Regions from separate parts of the Homo sapiens genome. Here region 1 is linked to region 2. The links are chromatin contacts, found by Hi-C or POLR2A ChIA-PET in ENCODE. All regions are on one chromosome and are shown on one strand. The core of a region is the stretch at or near the end of the contact, and the rest is flanking DNA. Distances in the headings are between cores, read along the strand shown.

The links. A loop is a pair of places that touch in the nucleus more often than their neighbours do. ChIA-PET counts read pairs that join two places held with the same protein, here RNA polymerase II (POLR2A).
Region 1: POLR2A ChIA-PET joins it to region 2 with 11 read pairs in BJ. The contact joins the promoter of LINC00445 here to the promoter of MAB21L1 in region 2. A Hi-C loop is called at or near these places in 1 of 168 maps with a recorded cell type or tissue (ectodermal cell). POLR2A ChIA-PET finds 5 or more read pairs at or near these places in 2 of 52 experiments (BJ and SK-N-SH).

What each region holds. Positions count from the first base shown.
Region 1 is chr13:35,696,357-35,699,077 of GRCh38, forward strand. It overlaps LINC00445 (long intergenic non-protein coding RNA 445), which reads left to right and starts at 1,371. Exons shown (of 2, transcript NR_132115.1): 1 at 1,371-1,495; 2 at 2,383-2,721. It overlaps LOC124903224 (a long non-coding RNA gene), which reads right to left and starts at 1,098. Exons shown (of 2, transcript XR_007063891.1): 1 at 1,036-1,098. RefSeq lists enhancers at 125-721, 722-1,317.
Region 2 is chr13:35,475,281-35,477,980 of GRCh38, forward strand. MAB21L1 (mab-21 like 1) reads right to left here and starts at 1,409. Exons shown (of 1, transcript NM_005584.5): 1 at 1-1,409. The coding sequence starts at 858. All of the region lies in intron 41 of NBEA (neurobeachin), which reads left to right. RefSeq lists an enhancer at 1-981.

The sequences.
Region 1 (2,721 bases), core at 121-2,620, 220 kb after region 2:
ACCTGGCTAATTTTTGTATTTAGTAGAGACGGGGTTTCATCATGTTGGCCAGGAACTCCTGACCTCAAGTGATCCTCCCACCTCAGCCTCCCAAAGTGCTGGGATTACAGGCGTGAGCCACCACACCTGGCCCACTCCCATGTTTTTAATGTGGGAAACTGAGACTGCTGGACTGCTGAGCCTTCTGCTGAAGCCTGGGGCTGAGGAAAGGGCTTCCACCTTGCTGCGGGCTCTCACCCCGCACACATTCTGTCTGCTTTTCCTGTGCTAGGAGCAGTGCCACGGGGCTCATGGATTCTCAGGCAACACAAACGCTCACCCTGTGGGGAGAGCCTGTCTCCTCTGAACAGAGGTGGGCGGTTTGGGCTGCTTCTCAGAGTCACAGTCTGCAGGAAATCAACTCTGGCCTGATGGCACAGTGTCCGGTGGCCGCTTGGACACTGGCTCAACATGCACCAGAGCCAGGTCACGAGCTGTCACTCTCAATTCACCTTTGTTTCCAAACATTTGTTTCTGCCACTTTAAGGGGAGGGAAGGGTTTTAGCCCAAACAAACTCATGGTTTGGAGTCACTCACTGGAGGCGGAGGACACCTCCTGGGGGCAGTGAATAGGCAATGAGAGGGACTGGAAGGTCACATTTGCAGCCAGAGCCCAGGCTGCCCTGGCATGTCCGGCAGGACCATGGCCCGTCCTCCTATTGGACGGCTGCGTATCCCCTTTCCCTCGGTGACCACATTTCAGGACCCTTGATTTCTTTGCAAATCCCACCCTGCCTGGCCAGTCCCCTCACTCTCATGCCGACCGCAGAACCAAGGCTGCGCCCCTTCAAAGGCAGAGTTGGGGTAATTTTACTTGACAAGACTGCTGCCTGCCCTCCTCCTCTTTCCTCATCTGCCTTCCTCTCTCCTGACCCTGTTTATTATTATCAGGAAAAAACAATAGGTCCACATTTAAACTTCAAAGAAAAGCACGGGCTCAGGTTTCAAACAACTGCAGAGGCCTGGGCTTGGGACAGCTCCATCCCGCTCTCTCACCTGAACTACGGGGAACCTGGGGATGGATTTCAACTCTCTGCAGCCCAGCACTCAGGGTCAAGGTGAGGCCCAGTCTGTGACCACGGAGGAATTCTGGAATGTGGTGATGACCAACAGGAATTTTATGAGTGTCCCTCTGTGGAGGAGCCTGAGAGAAAGGCTCATGGAGGGCAGAGGGTGGAGGGCGTGGGACCAAGTTCCTTAGATAAGGCTGTGGCCCCATGGTAAGGGTCTGGACGGGGAAGGTCAGTGTTAACCCTTTGAAGGGCCCCCGGGGAGTGGATCAGGTTCAGAGCCCAAGGCTTTCACACATAGGTGTGTTCTAAAGCTGGTAAAGCCTCGGATCATCAGCCAGTGTCAGGTGTCACAGCATAGCCAAGCGACCAGACGAGCAGATGAGACCTTGTTAATCTCCAGTGGTGATGAGTAACCGTTCTCTCTATCACATATCACATACTGGGTGCGTTAGGGGGCCCTTAGGACTCGCTCCATTCTGCCTTACCCCACAGTGACTTGAAGGCACAGCTCCTGTTCCCCAAATGAGTCTCAGTGTGTTGTTCTCATTCCTGCCCTTTGAGTACATCTACCCAACCTACTGATTTCCCTTGTTTAATAGCATTTAAAGCTGGGTGCGGTGGCTCACACCTATAATCTCAGCACTTTGGGATTTTGAGATGGGAGGATTGCTTGAGACCAGGAATTCAAGACCAGCCTGGGAAACATAGCAAGACTCCCATCTCTACAAAAAAAAAATAAAATAAAATATTACCTGGGCACGGTGGTACATGCCTGCACTCCCAGCTACTCAGGAGGCTGAGGCTAGAGGATGGCTTTAGTCCAGGAGATTGAGGCTGCTCACTTGCTATGATCACGCCACTATACTCCAGCCTGGGTGACAGAGTGAGGCACTGTCTCAACAATAAATAAATACATAAAAATAGCATTTAAGCGATGGAGGGAGGGAGATCCTTTAGGCCTTAACCTGTGTTGCTAAACGGACCTTCAGAACTCCACCTAACATGTCAGGGACATCTTGGGAAGGCAGAGTGGAATAATTAAACAAGACTTGGTGCTGATGGCAGACAGGCCCCACTCCAATTCACCTCCACTGCTAGCTCACTCCATCTCACCTCCACTGCTAGCTCACTCCATCTCACCTCCACTGCCAGCTGGGCCTCTTTGAACAGGGCGCATAAGATAATTGAAACTTTCAGCTTATCTCTAGAATGGGGAAAATCATACCTATTTTGCAGACTTTATTCAGAGAGAAAGAAATGCATATAATATGCCTAGCATGGAAATTAATGTCCAATGTAATAGTTTTCTTTTTCCACTTTCCCCTGGAAGTGATTCATCCAGGTGGCGCTAGGAGGGATCTTCGCCGCAGAGGGCATTCGAGAGATGACAACTCTAGACATCCATGCAACTTCTGTTCTTGTGCTCCTGCTGTTTTCAAATTCCACAGTCACAGACTGCACCCTGGAAAACTCAGGACACCCTAGAGTGAACTGCTCTGAAGAACAAAGTTGCTACTTGCTTGCTACCTCTGGTTGCTACCCCTGGTTGTGTTTGGTTGCCACATAATGAAATGATTTTCCTTCCCTCTTTTATTTCCTTTCTTTCTTTTTTTTCTGCTACAAATGGAAAAATAGTTTGATCACCTTGAATCTTTTCACCCTTGGTATT
Region 2 (2,700 bases), core at 159-2,658:
GGGATGCTTTTCACACTCGTAGGAAACCAGAGTCTTCATATGGTAATTGTTCAAGGGCTGGCCCGGCAGTTCAAGGTGACGATCCCTTAAGGTTTTGAGGATGGAGAGGCACTTCTTTCTGCAGCCCCCCATCTGCAGTCTGTTCTCTGCCTCCGCGAACTGCAGCACCCAGGCGTCGCTCTCCGCCGAGCTCTGCTTGCCGGCCAAGGAGTGGCACTCCTTGGACAAGAGATTGAAACCTTCCGCCTTGACCTCCGCCACCCGGTTGGGTCCCGGCCAGGGGATGTGGGGAAGTGGCCAGTGGGCAGCACTCCTCGGCCAGATCCCGGTGCATTTAAAGGCCGGCGTGATCTGCACCACGTACCTATCTCGGATTCTCAGTTTCACTTCGCTGGTGTCTGCCACCATCTTTACCACATCCCGGTAGCTACATTTGTCTACCGCTTGAGCCACCAGCGTCTGAAACCTGGACCGGATTTTGCGCGCCGAGAGGTAGCCGGAGGCGGTAATGAATTCCACCCAGAGGGACATGCTCCTCTTGCGCCCGTCGCTCAACTTCAGCACCGCGCAGCCGGGCAGTGAGCCATCGTCCACGAAGTTGAACACCCCCATTTGGTTGAGATAAAGCACCACTTCAAATTCGGTGGGGGAGATGACCTCGAGGCCCTCGTAGCGATTGTCCATCTCGTTGAGAGAGCTGATGAACCGCGGCTCCTGCACTTCCACTTCCTTCAGTACGTCGGAAACTACTTTGCAGACTTCCCGGATAGTTTTGGCAATGGCAGCTTTCCTGGCTTGGCATTTTTCGTTGTAGTATTTATTCAGATGGTAGACCAGCTTGGCCTGGGCCGCAATCATGTTGGGGCAGAGATCCGGATTGTACACCGGAGTCTCGCAGTAAGCTGTGGGATCCAATGCGGCTGCTAGAGCTGGAGCCAACTTCGGTGGAGAAACGGGCCGCAACACTCAGAAATGGATCAAAAATGCCTTTCGGAAGTGCTGCAGCGTTGGTTTCCCTGCTGCTGCTGCTGCTGCTGCTGCTGCTGCTGCTGCTGCTGCTGCTGCTGCTGCTGCTTTTCCCTTCCTTTTATCTTTGAGCCCAGCCGTTCTTAAAGTGAAAGACTGTCCTCCCCCCTCTGCTTGTCTCTCTTCCTCTTTTAAAGAATCCTTGTGTGAGAGAACCGCATGGAGAGATCACCTTCTCAGGAATAAAAAACAAAAGTTGCGCTGAGACCCAGCAAAGCTCTTCCAGTAGTCAAAATAAGCACCCCTTTCCGTATTTATTTGCGCTTTCCCGTAATCATTGTGTGTGCAGCACTGTTAATCAAATGGAGGAAAAGTGTGCTGAGTGTGTGTCCGGGGTGAGTGTGCGTGTGTATATGTCAGAAGAAGCTGCTGTTGGTTTGTCTAAGAGCCCAGATGCACTCGTGTGGAAATTATAAAGGCAGGGCCAGGCAGGCGGGCGGCCAATCGCCACTGGGCTCGTCACGACAGCCTCCTTCAGCTCCAACCCGGCTAATTAATCCCCACTCATGGATATAGGCACACAAACTAAAGGTAGGAGGCTGCTGCCGGCGGAAAACCACTCAGGCCACCTAGACAGTTTGGAAATCAAGAGGAATCTCTCAGCTTTGGTATTACTTGAAGCATATTGACGTTTTGAAAAGACTTGGCAAAGCGGCTCTCTTCTGTGCCGAAAACCTGCTTGTCTTTTACCGCTGAAATGCAAATACAGGTGTATTAATGGGCATCCATCAATTAGTGATCTTGACGGGGTTTTCTAAAACAAAATCACTAACTTGCATTTAGAGTAAGATAATTAACGTCTGTTAATCCTTGGGGTCTTCTTAAATGCAGGTTGAAAGTTTGTTCTTTCATGCAGACTACTGGCATATGGAAGTTGGCTTTAGATGGAGGAGTACCTGTGTAATTTTCTCATTCTGGATGTTCCTATATGTTAAAATGATTTTTTGAAACGTTATGGAGGTAGTATGCTCTTTTTTTACTTATGTTTTTTTCTTTTCTCCATTTGTTGAATCTGAAAATTATTGCTGAGTGTGTGAGATGTTCTACCCCTGTTTAAGTTAGGATATTTAAAAAATATTTCGTACATCCCTCTGCCCCAGCAGATGCAGTCTTTGCACTTTGGTGGACTTGCCCAGCATTACAAGCAGGACACAACGCTATATATGCACTTATAGAAACATTTGAAAAATAAATTGTCTGTGGGATGGACAGAGTACTTTAGCGTTATTTCATAGTGACCTGTATTTTAGTACATAAAATTCAGGTGAGATCATAGAGATCAAGCTTCCTCACAGATAACTATCCCGAAAAATTGAAGGTTTGGGGTATCTGGCTTGTTTACAGATGTATAATTAAGGATATATCTCCTGTCTTAAGTGTCCTTAAGTGGTGACCTGGCAGTAGACTTCTAATTTTATACTATTTCGTGTGATTTAATTAAGGGAAAATGGTTAACATTTGCAAAGAAAATTAACTTGCAGTTATCTGGGGGGTTTTTTGGATTTAAACATCATTTTGAAAACAAAAATGAAATAAATCATTTCATTTCTGAATTTTGGAACCTGGAAACAGGAGGAGGAATTTTTTTTTCTAGTTGGTGGTCCAGTTGTGTCCTCAAAGTACAGGAAACTAAAGAAATACTACTTAGTGGTTACGTTGTGGTTTTTAAAACTA